2 separate regions of the Homo sapiens genome follow, and region 1 is linked to region 2. The links are chromatin loops, found by intact Hi-C in ENCODE. Cell type or tissue: mammary epithelial cell. All regions are shown on one strand. Each heading gives the region's core, and the rest is flanking DNA. Links, peaks and the distances in the headings are about the cores only. Region 1 overlaps LOC105374846 (a long non-coding RNA gene). Region 2 has its middle 45 kb from the start of KDM3A.

Evidence for each region. Hi-C counts contacts between places; a loop is a spot of excess contacts. Peaks named below come from ENCODE experiments on the same cell type or tissue, not always from the same donor. Only the 100,000 strongest peaks of a DNase experiment are listed, where the experiment ranks them.
Region 1: it touches region 2 in a loop (21-fold over the local background); 3 of 110 quality-filtered maps call a loop at or near these places.

The regions. Positions count from the first base shown.
Region 1 is chr2:86,804,965-86,811,878 of GRCh38, forward strand. LOC105374846 (a long non-coding RNA gene) reads left to right here. Exons shown (of 3, transcript XR_940321.3): 2 at 2,623-2,701. It also overlaps a transcript of CD8A not described here. Among named protein-coding and RNA genes, the nearest start is that of CD8A, 18 kb to the left of the region's middle. RefSeq lists a silencer at 3,464-3,653. In mammary epithelial cell, for the core only: a CTCF peak has its summit at 3,565 (motif pointing right); DNase peaks (open chromatin) are centred at 2,607, 3,117 and 3,527; H3K4me3 peaks cover 1,513 bases; H3K27ac peaks cover 276 bases.
Region 2 is chr2:86,392,807-86,399,720 of GRCh38, forward strand. No RefSeq gene overlaps it. Among named protein-coding and RNA genes, the nearest start is that of KDM3A, 45 kb to the right of the region's middle. In mammary epithelial cell, for the core only: a CTCF peak has its summit at 3,813; no DNase peak of the experiment used is centred there.

The DNA.
Region 1 (6,914 bases), core at 2,089-4,588, 410 kb after region 2:
GCTAATTTTTGTATTTGTAGTAGAGACAGAGTTTTGCCATGTTGGCCAGACTGGTCTCGAACTCCTGACCTCAAGTGATCCACCTGCCTAAGCCTTCCTAAGTGTTGGGATTACAGGCATGAGCCACCACACCTGGCCTAAATTTTTTTTTTTAATGAGTGAAGGAGTCCATAGTCTTTCATACTTTGGGGTGATACAAGAAAAGGAAAAAGGTTTAATGACAACTGCCACTTTCATTTATTCATTCCTTTGTTGATGTACTTTTGGGCTGGGTTTTGCTGTTATAAGCTAAACTACAATGGACATCCTTGTACACATTCCCTAGAGTCCAAGTACAAGATTTTCTCTAGGGTGTTTTCCTGGAAAAGGAATGACTTGAGGAGTATGGCAACCTTGTGAGAAATGACTGATTCGAAAGATGTGTCCCATAGCTTTTGATACATTTTTCTCCGAAGTCATGGTTCCAGTCCACACTCACACCAGCTGTGGAGGAGTTTTCATTTACCCACGAGCTTTGTTATTTCTGGTTTTGTCAGTCTTTTCAATTCTGCCAATCTCATAGGGTGTGATGGTATCTCGTTGTTTAAACCTGACTTCTCTTGTTAAGGTTGAGACCGAGCATCTGGCCCCATGTTTGCTGGCTATTCAGCTTTCCTCTTCTGCAGACTGCCCGTTTGTCCACTGCTCTGTTTCAGTAACTTCCATATACCAAGAACTCTCTGCCTTCCATAACTCACATCACTTAAAATACGAATTTTTTTGATGCTTAGAGAACCTGATTTCCTTCCAACCAATTGTGCTCTCCTAATTCCAACAACCAAATGAAGCTTCAACTCTTCTTTTTGTTCAGAGCCCTCCTGAGTCCTGTCCTACTCACAGTAAAGGCTGTGGCAAAATAAATAAATAAGTAAATAAAGGGGAAAAATACACTGCATCCAAAAAAGGCTCGTTTCTTTTTCTTTCTTTCTCTCTCTCTCTTTCTTTTTCTTTTTCTCTTGTTGTGACAATTGTCACAACAAAATGTGTATGTGACAATTTGTTATCTTAAAACAGTTTACCCAAAATAGAAACCTTACAAAGCCAGTGGAAACTTTTCTTTTTGCATAAGTTGGTTAATTCTTTTGAGTGCTGGCCTGGGATCCATGAAATAACCTCAACTCGACCATAAAACTTTTCACTCCCACGTTATGCAAACGGTGATGACCTTGTTGGTGGCAAGCCCCCCGTGTGACTTTCCGAGGGGATCTGAGTGGTGCAAGGTGGAGGACGCAGTGATGGAAACATTGCGAGAGGGAAGGCGTCTGTTTCCACCCACTTACCCTCAGAGCATGAGGGCTGGGCGAAGGCTCTGACTCCTGTAGGGGGTGACCCATTTCTAGGACTATAGAAGGAGAGGTGTGGACCTGGAAAAAGGAAGGAAAGACCACGGCAAGGAAAGTCAAGAAGTGGGAGAAGTCAAGGGCTCTCTCCTCCCTTCCTCCTTGTCCTTGGCCTGCAGCAACTCCTCTTTCTCTTTTTGTGGGGACAGACTGAAGAGGATTTCTTAGTATGGTTTGTACCTTCCCAGTAGAGCAGGAAAAAGAGGAACGAGCTGCTCCCTCCACACCTCAGACGCTGAGGTCAACTGCCCTTTGGGCGGGGCACGTTGGCTCACGCATCTAATCCCAGCACTTTGGGAGGCCGTGAGGGGAGCATCACTTGAGCCCAGGAGTTGGAGACCGGCCTGGGCCACATAGTGAGGCCCCATCCTCCGGCTTGCACCACTCAAATTCCCTCGTAAAGTCACACGGGGAGCTTGCCCCCAGCAAGGTCGTCAGTTTGCAAAACATGGGAGTGAAAAGCTTTATGGTGGAGTGTAGGTTATTTCATGGATCCCAGGCCAGCACCCAAAAGAATTAACCATCTTGTGCAAAAAGAAAATTTTCCACTACTTTTTTAAAGTTTCTATTTTGGGTAAATCGTTTCAAGATAACAAATTGGAGAGAGACCTAGAGAGAAATGAGCCTTTTTAAGATGCAGTTTATTTTGCCCCATGATGTTTTTGTTTTTGTTTTTGCCAGAGCCTTTACTGTGAGTAGGACAGGACTCAGGAGGCCTCTGAACAAAAAGAAGCGTTGAAGCTTCATTTGGTTGTTGGAATTGGGAGAGCACAATTGGTTGGAAGGAAATCAGGTTCTCTCAAAAAATAAAATAAAATAAAATAAAAAAAAAAGCCAGCGTGCTGGCGCGGGTCCATGGTCCAAGCTACTTGGGAGGCTGAGGTGGGGGGATCGCTTGAGCCCGGAAGTCGAGGCTGTAGTGAGCCGTGATTGCACCACTGCACTCCAGCCTGGGCGATAGAACAAGACCCTGTCTCTTAAAACAAACAAGAAACAAAACAAAACAAACAACAAAAAAATTCATTTGGGAATGTTTCTGCGCGTGCCCATAAGCAGAGCCATGCTATAGGATCTCCCCTGTGCCCCAACAATCAGCTTCTTACTTGGAGGGTAGAGAACGGTGCTTCCCCACGCTGCTGTGCAATGGATAGGAGCTATGTGAAGCTGGCGTATGGGTGGGGTTTGCAGGCTTCGTCCGGCTTCATCGCCGGCTGCTGACCCGGCACCAATTCCTGTTCTGCAGGTCTCACCGCAGAGGGGCACGCCAGCCATGAGGACAGATGAGGGAACACGTGATGCCACGATGGGGGTGCCAGGATGAGGTGGGTGCGGTCGCGGACAGGCGCACGAGGAGCCCAGCGGAGCGCCACCCGGAGCAGGCGCGGAGGAGGGCTGGGGAGGGCCACCAAGGCGACGAGAGCCGGTGTGCCTGAATCAGCCTAAAGGAGACGGAGGAGGAGTGTGGTGGGCGCAGGGGCAGGGAGCTGGGGGAAGGGCGGGGGGCTAGCCCAGGCTGAAGGCAGGCAGGAGCAGGGCCGCGATGTCAGACAAGAAACGGCAGCAGTGTGTTTGGGAACCTAGCACCAACCGCACCGGTGGAGACAGGGTCTGCTGTAGAGGAGGTGGGGCCGGGTCCCAGCTAAGTAAGGCGGTGGATCTTGCAGCCCTTCCATCCTCAGCCGCTCATTCTGCGCAAATCTCGGGGCCAGCCTTGGTGGAGCCGTAAAGCGTCCACCAGAACCTGGATCCCTCCGCCACCTTTCCCATGAATTCACCTTTCTGTACACAGCAAGCGCCTGAGCGGAGACGGCCGACACGTTTCCCACTGTTACCCCAGGAAACCGCGGCTCCTGAGGGGGTCAGGGCCTGGGCAGGGGGCAGAGCTCAGCGCGCCGTACTGAGGCAGAAACGGGGTCCAGAGAGGGTGGGGTGGGGGTACAGGGAAGGGTCGCCCGAAGGTCCCTGGCGCAGGGAGGACAGAGGAGGGATCTAGAATTCGTAGGGGAGAAGAGAACTCAGAAAAGATCCGGCCCAGCGCATTTATTTTACAGAGGAAGAAAAACTGAGGCCCAGGGAGGGTAAGTACTGCAGGTAACTAGGCACTAGCAGCAGGGGCACTAGCAGCAGGGACACTCCCTATCTCGCCTGTCACCCGCGTCCAGCAAAATCTGATGCCCTGTCGGCCCAGCAGGGGGCGGTGCTGCTTTAGTTTTGGCCTGGTCGGGGTTGAGCGGAGGAGGGAGCGACTTCGAATTCAGTCTGCACCTGACTGACCTCGAGCAAAAACGAAGCGGGCGCACGTTACCGTCTTCCATCTGGGGGCCCAGCAGCCTCCATCTTCGCCCTAGCCCCTACAGCCTCGTCCCTGGCTGGGGCTCCAGCTCCCCAATTTCTCACCCTCACCACCAGGAGCTACTTATCTTATCACAGGCTCACTTAGATTACCACTAGGAGATTACCACTCGGGTGGGGTGGAGGTGCGGTGGGATTCGCATTTTGCAAGGGATCAAAAGAGCGGCTAATTATGGCATTTCTAGCCCAAGGCATTGGCCAGAGATATTGCGGGTAGGCCCCTTAACCTCCCAGCATCTCGCAGTATCTACCGATTAGTGCTGAGCCTCCTGTGCAATGCATCCGTCTATAGATATGGCCAGAATGGGCCGGGCTTGGTGCGCGGTGGCTCACTGCTGTAATTCCAACACTTTGGGAGGCCGAGGCGGTCGGATCAACTGAGGTCAGGAGTTCGAGACCAGCCTGGCCAATATGGCGAAATCCTGTTTCTACTTTAAAAACAAACAAACAAACAAACAAAAAACAAAAAAAAAACTAGCCGGGCGTGATGGCGCAAGCCTGTAGTCCTAGCTACTGGGGAGGCTGAGGCAGAAGAATCGTTTGAACCCTGGAGGCGGAAGTTGCAGCGAGCGGAGATCGAGTCACTGCACTCCAGGCTGGGGGATAGAGCGAGACTCCCATCTCAAAATAAAAAATAATAATAATAATTTTTTAAAAAGAAAGAAATGGCCAGAATGCCAAAGCTTTAATGGTGGGTAGAAGTCCCCAGACTTGAGAGTCTCGTTCTCCCAACTCTCCTTCCCCGTCAGAAAGTGCGAAGGGACTGGAATGGAGATCCTGAGCGGTCCTGGGTGCCGGGGCCCCGACCGGGGCTGAGCTGGTCCCCTGGTCGGGACGGCTGGGCAGAGGTGCCGAGGGGCCGCGGGCGGCCCTTCGCTGGCTCATTCGCATCCGCAGCCCCTCAAGAAGGCCCTGGGCCCGCAGGGAGGAAGAGGTGAGCACCCGACAGGAAGGAGATGGGCTTGGGGGCTCGGGGCGTGCCCTGGGGCAGGTGGAGCGTCCGGCCTCTGATGTCCCGCGCAGGACACTGAGGTCGCGGTGCAGAGAAGGGTCGGCTTGAGGATCTGACAGCCTTGCCCGCGTTGGAGACGGGGAAAGGCTCGCAGAACTAAGGTGCGGGGCGGGGGTGCGGGTGCCAAGGTCCCTCTGAGGTTCGTTTGGCTTATTCACCGATTTCATTCCGCTCTTGGTTTTAGTTTACCTGGAAGGTCCTCTCCTGCGCTGGCTCTGGGGGTGCTTGGAACCAGAGCCCCTTAGTCGAAGCGCGTCCTGCTGCCAGCTACTACCAAGTCCTTAGGCCGAGCCCGTTTCTCTCCTGGTGATGTGAATCCTCGTTTTTTGTTGTTGTTGTTGTCGTTTACTGAAGTCCCGGGCTGATTAGACACAGCAATGGAAGCTGGGGGTGGCCTGGGCCGTGCATTGAATTTGTGACTTTAGCAAGTCCCTAAATTCCTCTCTGCCTCACTTTTGCTGTCTTTTTTAGGTTAAAAATATTTTGGAGAATAGAAAACAGAACAAAACAAAAATAATGGCTTATAGTGCCAATATGGAATTATAGTCACTCCTAACATTTTGGTATATTGTTTTGCATTTGCTTTGTTTCTATTCTATGCTTATATATTTTTAATTTTTTTCCATCACTGTCATCATATTTCCTATTCAGGTCTCCAGCCTGCTTTAAAAATTTTTTAATCATAAAGTTCCATAAAAATTTTATTTCAGCCAATTTCTTTTATAACACGTTCTTCATGAATCTTATCTGATATCTGCATAATATTCCACTCATACTTTGCACAATTAGACATTAAGGTCGTGTGTACTTTTTAAATTATGATACAGCAATTTCTAAATAGTGTATAATTTCAATTTTTGTTTCTTAGTTATCATAACAGTTCTTAAAAGGTGATAACAAATTTTTAAGTGGATACATTTTTTCCCCCTTCTTTGGTTTATAATTTTATTGCTCTGTGGTCTGAGAATGTGGCTGTATTTACGCTTTTTGAAATTGAAGTTTTTGATTGATGGTTGATTTCGTAAATAAGTTTAGGCACAGTTTTGTATAAATGATTGGGCACAAAATTCTTTATATTAGATCAAGCTTTGTAAAATGTATTATCCATATCTGCTATGTCTTTTTAAAATTTTTATCTACTTGATCTAATTTCTGAAAGAGCTGTAAGTTTTTTAAATGTGTTTGTGGATTTACTATTTCTTCTTTATATATATATATATATATATATATATTTTTTTTTTTTTTTTTTTTTTTTTTTTTTTTTGAGACGGAGTCTCGCTCTGTCGCCCAGGCTGGAGTGCAGTGGCGTGGTCTCGGCTCACTGCAAGCTCCGCCTCCCGGGTTCACGCCATTCTCCTGCCTCAGCCTCCCGAGTAGCTGTGGTTACTGGCGCCCACCACCACACCCGGCTAATTTTTTGTATTTTTTAGTAGAGACGGGGTTTCACCGTGTTAGCCAGGATGGTCTGCATCTCCTGACCTCTTGATCCGCCCACCCCGGCCTCCCAAGTGCTGGGATTACAGGCGTGAGCCACCGCGCCTGGCCTCTTGTTTATATTTCTAACAGTTTGTGCATTATATATTTTAAAGTGATGTTATGGAGTATAAAAACCATATGGCTGTTAAAGTAATAAACAAAGAAACATTTTGGCTTATATATCTTTTTGTGCATTTGAATTATTTTCTTGGTTTGAATTTTTAGAAGGAAATGGCTCTTAAAGGCAAGTTGGCCTTTTAAAGATTTGACAGATGTATACTGTTGGCTGCATCAGAGTTCTTCTTTCACTAACCCCTGGTCAGCCCCAGGAATTAAAAAACAAATTACACACACACACACACATACACACAGATACACGCATATAGTAAGTCTTCACTGTCATCCATAGGTTCTTGGAAACTGCAACTTTAAGCCAAACAACATATAATAAAACCAGTTTTTCAATCAACATTGTAACAAAACAACATTGAATGAAAAAATACTTTTTGAGGATCTGCTGTATGTTATTTTGCTTAAAATCACAGTTTCCAAGAACCTATACATGATGTTAAGTGAGGACTTAGTATGTGTGGTGTGTGTGCGTGTGTGTGTGTGTGTGTGTGTGTACATGCATCAGTGTTATTTTGGGAGAAGCAAGAAGTGGGATAATTTTTACAATCTCCTTTGATTTTTAT
Region 2 (6,914 bases), core at 2,481-4,980:
TAAAATGATCTCCTTAATAAAGGCAATTTTGTGTGAGTTGCAGATGTTGAGTAAGGCATTATTTAAGCCCACAAATGGTGCTGGCAGAAGGACTTCTATGGTGGGCATAGAAGACAAACTCGTATCTTGAATAAGTATCTATTCCCATAAAGACAAATTGCTGTCTCCTCCGCAATGGAAAATGTCCAGTATAATCAACCTAAGACATTGGGGCTGGCTGGCAGCCCAAGGATAGGTGTCATAATGAGGCCCCAGTGTTATCTCTGCTGTTAGAACATTGGGCACCCAGCAGTGACGTTAGCTAGATTAATCTTGGCGAGAGGAATCCAGCTTGGTGAGCTCATGTAAAATCTACCCCTGCCACCGTGGACATTTTGTTTATGGGCCCATTGAGTAAGCATCAAAATGTTTAGGGAAAGGAAATCACTTTCAGCCACACATGGGTTGTTTTGTGCACTCCACTAGACCACAGAGAGCTGCCTCTTCAGTAGATGCCCTTTGGTGAGCATTCATAGTGGTTACAAATATGTACATTTTTAGTGCCTGTTTTGAAGAGTTAATTCACATACTTCCTGAAGACTTCCTTGTCACTAGTCTTCCAATCTTGCTCCTCAGAAGTCAGTGACCACTCTTCTAATCCATTAATCCTTGATCATAAATTGGTATAGTTGCATACTCCAGGGCATCTCGCCTTCTACAGTAAGTGGACAACAGATGTACTGCTTAAAATTCTGCCTATTAAGAGGATTTCCTTTCACCCTTGCCTTTCAGACTCACTCTTCAGGGGAGCTGTAAAACAGCAGCTGTTCACTTGCAGCCCTATCATGCAGACCCACTGCAAACCAAGCCTGTGCTTTTTCTTCTTCTGTCAGCTAGTCCTAGGCAACTCCCCTTGAGGCCACTGGTGTGGGCTGAGAGAGGTGGTAAAGTAGTAGAAGCAAAAAATGTGGGAGGGTGAGCCACCTGCTTATGCAATATTCTTGAGCCTTTTATACCTGCTTGGGCCTTATCTTGTAAACACCATTTCCATTTTATACTGAGTACTGCTGCACATTCCAATTTTATGACTCAGTGGATTAGATAATGCCCAGTTCACAATGGACAGTTTGAGTTGCCTAGCTTGCCATAGTCAGGATTCAGACTCTATCAGGGACTAAATTCAGCCTTGTTCTGGGAATTGGTGCCTAGGTCTTGTGGTTTCATGGGGTTTTCTGGACTCTCTAAAGTTGGCACAGGGCTTCCTGTATGCAAAAGAAATCCCTACACTAAAGACTTCCCTGACATGATTGTGTTGCTGCATAAACTGTGATAATAATGACTAACCTGACTTTCACTTTTATTTAGTTAAGCTTCATAACAATTTGGTGAAGTAGGTTTTATGTTCTCCATTTAATCAGAAGAGAAAAACCTTGATACAGCTCTAGAGGTTAAATGCCTTGTCTGAGGCTACATGGCTCACAAGTGGTGACAGCTGGAGTCAGACTGCCAACTGCAATACTGTCCCCTTGGCCACCCGAAGTAGCTTCCCAAAGGCATATTTATATCAGCCACCTGCAGAGTCCTTTCAGTGCACAGAGACAAATTAGATTCATCTAGCCTGGGCCAAGGTATAGGGCATAGAGTAGGGTAGGTAAAGGCAAGGATATCAGTGGGTCTTGGTACAGGATGATTTTGTTGAATTCCTAAGGACCACATTCTCAATGGTGATGCCCACATTATAATATATACTGAAGCAATTATTGATAAAATGATATAATTTCTAAAATTTGCTTTAAATTAGCCAGGAAGAGAGAAACCAGTGATGAAATAAGATTGGCCATGTGTTGATAACAGTTGAAGCCTAGTGATGAAAATATAGTTCATTATACTGTTTTTCCACATACTAAAAAGTAAAAAATATATTCTATTCACCATGGCAGACCACATTATGGGCCATGCACCTATCTTAGCAAGTTTAAAACAACAGAAACTACACAATATCTGCTCTCAGACTACAATAGAATTAAATCAGAAATTGATAAAAGAAAGATAGCTAGGGCCGGGCACGGTGGCTCACGCCTGTAATCCCAGGACTTTGGGAGGCTGAGGCGGGTGGATCACGAGGTCAGGAGTTCGAGACCAACCTGGTCAACATGGTGAAACCCCATCTCTACTAAAAACACAAAAATTAGCCAGGCATGGTGGCACGCACCTGTAATCCCAGCTACTCGGGAGGCTGAGGCAGGAGAATTGCTTGAATCCAGGAGGTGGAGGTTGCAGTGAGCTGAGATCATGCCACTGCACTCCAGCCTGGGTGACAGAGCAAGACTATGTTAAAAAAAAATCATTATTTTGTTGTAAATCCAATATTGTTTTAAATTATTTAAATGTCACTTTAAATGTTGTTATAAATCCAGTTCTCTTCACTCCGCATCAAACAAGGCAAGGTGTGATCACACAGACTATTTGGGGGTGGGTGGCTGTGGGTCGTCATCTCCACAGTGCTTGGTTTCTCTTCTCAAATCTACAGCTTGGAGTAGGTTGATTTCCCTGCCTGTTTCCCAGGGAAGCGTTGCACTACCCATATGGCAGCTTTCTCATACTCCCTGTCTGCATTCCTCTGTTTCCCTAAATGAATGGAATATCTTGGATGAACTACTGCAAGGTCCTTTGGGTCTCTCCCACACAGTTTTGGCTCACTGCAACCTCTGCCTCCTGAGTTCAAGCGATTCTCCTGCCTCAGCCTCCTGAGTAGCTGGGATTACAGGTGCCTGCCACCACACCTGGCTAATTTTTGTATTTTTAGAAGAGACTAGGTTTCACCACGTTGGCCGTGCTGGTCTCGAGCTCCTGATCTCAGGGGATCTGCCCGCCTCGGCCTCCCAAAGTGCTGGGATTACAGGCATGAGCCACCACACCTGGCCCGATAATTCTTTACTCCTAGAACTAACTTCCCAAGATGTACTATACACACACTCACTTCCCCCAACCCCCACTCAACATACACATACACAAGACTCACTTACTGCCCCATTCCCTGGAATTGGTAGCCTCTATCTCCAGAAATATGGGATGTGAGAATGGAGGGTATAAAAGAGAAGGGAAGTGTACAAAAAATGCACAAAGTGCATAAATAAATATCCAAGGGATTTAGAGGGTGGATTAAATGCCAGCTTTTGTTCTTCCTATGTTTTGTGTGTCTGAGCCCAAGGACAAAACCTAGATGGAAGAATCAAGCTTGCTTACTTACATCCAGCACTCAGAAGGCAAAGCTGGGGTTCGTACCAGGAGCTGTAGCTTGGGTGCTTTCCTCAAAATGGTTATATCTGCCTCATAATCAGATCCCAATTTATCTGTCTATTGATTGCCTGTTGGTCGTAGTTTTCAGTGCTGCTGCAAGATCTGGTTATTTTCTTCATCTTCGTGGACAAAACACTGGAGGCAGTATTTTGAGGACTGCTACTCCTTCCCATGCTATTCAATAAATCTCCCCCAGTTCAGTCAGAAACACTGAGAAGTTACCCTGTGCCAAGCCCTGGATCAGGTGGCACAGGCTCCATGATCATTGTGTATGGGTGAGCTCATAGTCTAGAGCCAGTGCCAGCCGTGGGACTCGGTTAATGCCTCAGCAAACCTCCTGGCTCTCTGCCCCCCACCCCCTTCGCCCTTCGCTGACTTTCCCTTCATGACCCTGGTCTTTCCGTTGTGCCCGTTTCTATTTGCATAGACAAATACTTTAGCTATGCACCTATCTTGATTCTAGAAACTTAGGCTGTGTTTCAAGAAATGGATTGTTGTGGTCTCCATTTTGCCTCTGGAGCAGTGCATAGTCCACAGGGAGGCAGCATAGTCCACAAGCCAGGGTCCATGCTGAATTCCAGATAGAGATAGCAGCTGTGTGGCCTTGAGCTTCATGTCTCCAGCTCCCTCATCTGTCAAATGGGGATAATAATGTGCACCTGATAGAATTTTGTGGTAAGAAAATGAGAGGAAATATATTACAACACAAAGCACAGTCCCTGAAACAAAATGAAAGCTGTATAATACTCTTTTTCTTCCCCATCTTATACATAATGTGAAAACATTCCCTAAAAAACTTGGTTTTGGTCGGGCGTGGTGGCTCATGCCTGTAATCCCAGCACTTTGGGAGGCCAAGGCGGGTGGATCATGAGGTCAGGAGATCCAGACCATCCTGGCTAACACGGTGAAACCCCGTCTCTACTAGAAAATACAAAAAATTAGCTGGGCGTGGTGGTGGGCACCTGTAGTCCCAGCTACTCGGGAGGCTGAGGCAAGAGAATGGTGTGAGCCCGGGAGGCAGAGCTTGCAGTGAGCCGAGATTGCGCCACTGCACTCCAGCCTGGGCAACAGAGCGAGACTCCATCTCAAAAAAAAAAAAAAAAAAAAAAAAAAGAAAGAAAAAACAACTTGGTTTTGCCAGTATGACCTGTGAAGCTTTTCTGTATTCCTAGAAAAGAGTATTGTGTGAGTTGGATGACTGTGTGTGTGTGTGCACGTACACTCGGTCACACATGCACACTCTCCAGGTCTGCTAAATGGGGAATGCTAAAGTTAGTCTATTTTTGTTTGTTTGTTTGTTTGTTTGTTTGAGATGAGGTCTCACTCTGTCTCCCAGGCTGGAGTGCAGTGGCGTGATCTCAAGATCTCCTCCTGGGCTCAAGTGATTCTCACACCTCAGCCTATCAAGTAGCTGGGATCACAGGTGCACACCACCATGCCCAGCTAATTTTTGTATTTTTTGGTAGAGACAGGGTTTTGCTATGTTGGCCAGGCTGATCTCAAACTCCTGAGCTCAAGCGATCCTCCCACCTTGGCCTCCCAAAGTGCTGGGATTATAGGCATGAGCCACCATGCCTGGCCACCAAACTTAGTCTGTGTGTGTATGTGAGTATGTGATGTGCATATGCTCGTGCACACTTGCATGCCTGTCTTGGAGAAAAGAAATGACTCAGTTAAATTTGATTCGGATAATTGTCTAATAAATTAGTCTTTAATCAATCAGCAGGTCTTCCTAAAACCCTCACTTGCTCTAGATGCCAAGAGGCACAGATTGATAGAAAATATATCTTCTGCCTACAAGGATTTGCTGGTCAAAACTCTTTAAATTAGCTTAGGCACAAGGGTAAAATGTATTGGCTCAGGGAGAAAGACTATAGAAAGAGTAGGTTCAGCTGGATCCAGGGCTTAAACCGCCAGGACTCTCATACTGTCCTTGGGGCTCTGTTCTTATCTCCTTGCTAGCTTTGTTTTCTTAGACTGGCTTCTCCATAAGATAAGGGATGTGGCCGTGGGCAGTCCCAGCATTACATCCACACCGTGTGCAACCACAGCTCTCCTTTCCAAGTTTGAATGATAAAAATCTAACAAGAAAACTCTGATTGGCCAGGCTTAGGTCATGTGTCAATTCCCGGCCCAAACCAAGCCCTTGGGAGTTAATACTCCACTTGTGTCACCTGCATTCACTGGTGGCCAGAACACAGAGTATCACAAATGGCAGACTCATGTGGCTAGGGGGCAGTTTCCCGGAAGAAGGATGTTGCTATTATGAGCAGATGAGATAAATAATTACCTACGACACAGATGCATGCTAAATTTTGCAGTGGAGGAAATTAAGTCAGTGAAATAGTAAGTCGGTATTTTTTGAATTCTATTTTGATGGTGTCGGTGATATATTTATATAACTTTTACCCAGTTGGAACAAGCTATTTGCTTTTTGATAATATAAATGAACCACTTTAGTCAAAGTTTCATAAAAAAGGTATATTGATCCAGTTATTTTCAGCAAATTACTGTGGTTTTACAGCTCAATGCATGCCCATGAGATGAGTATTTTCTCATTTACTTTATAGTAACCTTTGTTAAGAGACTTATTAAGTCATAGCTTGTGGTACAAAGAATTTAAGTCATCTCTCCTCTCTATTCCACAAATGTCTAGGGCTTCTTTCTTTTTTGACCACTAATGCCTATAATTTCCAGTATTAATATCTTCTGACATGAACACGATAACATGAATCTACTAGATATAAACAGATGTAACAGCCATGGAATCCATTAGTGATGCTTTCAGAAAAAGAAATTTGGGATCCCAGGATCTGTCCCAACATTTGTAATATCTTGGGATAGGACCAGAAATTATGCAAGACTAAATAGAAGGCATGGATGGTCTTGGACTTACATATGGACTCAACTTACTGAGGTGGTGGTGAAATGGGGAGAGAGTGAATGAGTCAAGAATTGCAGAGACAAGATCAAGAGGCCTTGGCAACTGCTTGGGAAGGGGAACAAAGTAGAGGGAGGAGCCTGAGATGACACTGAAGTGGGGTGGAGGAGCAACTCACAGAACTAGGAGACAGGGAGGGGAAGCAGGTTGGAGGAAGAGTCCATTCCAGACACGGTGAAGACGAGCTACCAGGATTTGTTGGTAATATGGGAGATTTGTTGGTAATGCGAGATTGAAGCTCAGGAGAGAAAACAGATACTGGCTGAGCCATGATGGCGAGTAAGATCAGCAAGTCAAAAAGTGTAGAGAGAGAAGAGAAGACAAAGGAACTTTGAGGAACACTCCCTTAGTGACTGGAGGAAGTACTTGGAGCCAGAGAAAGAAGCAGAGAAGGAGCATCAGAGAGAATGCAGACACTGGAGAATGCCGTGTCGCATTAAAGAGCTTTGGAAGGAGAGTGGCCCATGGTGTCAAATGTGAAGAGGAGCCTGAGAAGGAGTCCCTGAAGCCAAACTGGAAAGTCTCTGCTAGGTTGGTGCAATGGACTGAAAGTGTGTGTCCCCCCACCCCACAAATTCTTATGTTGAAGCTCTAATCCCAGTGTGATGATATTAGCAGTTTGTGCCTTTAGGAGGTGATAAGGTCATGAAGGTGGAACCCTCATGAATGGGATTTGTGCCCTTATAAGAAAAGG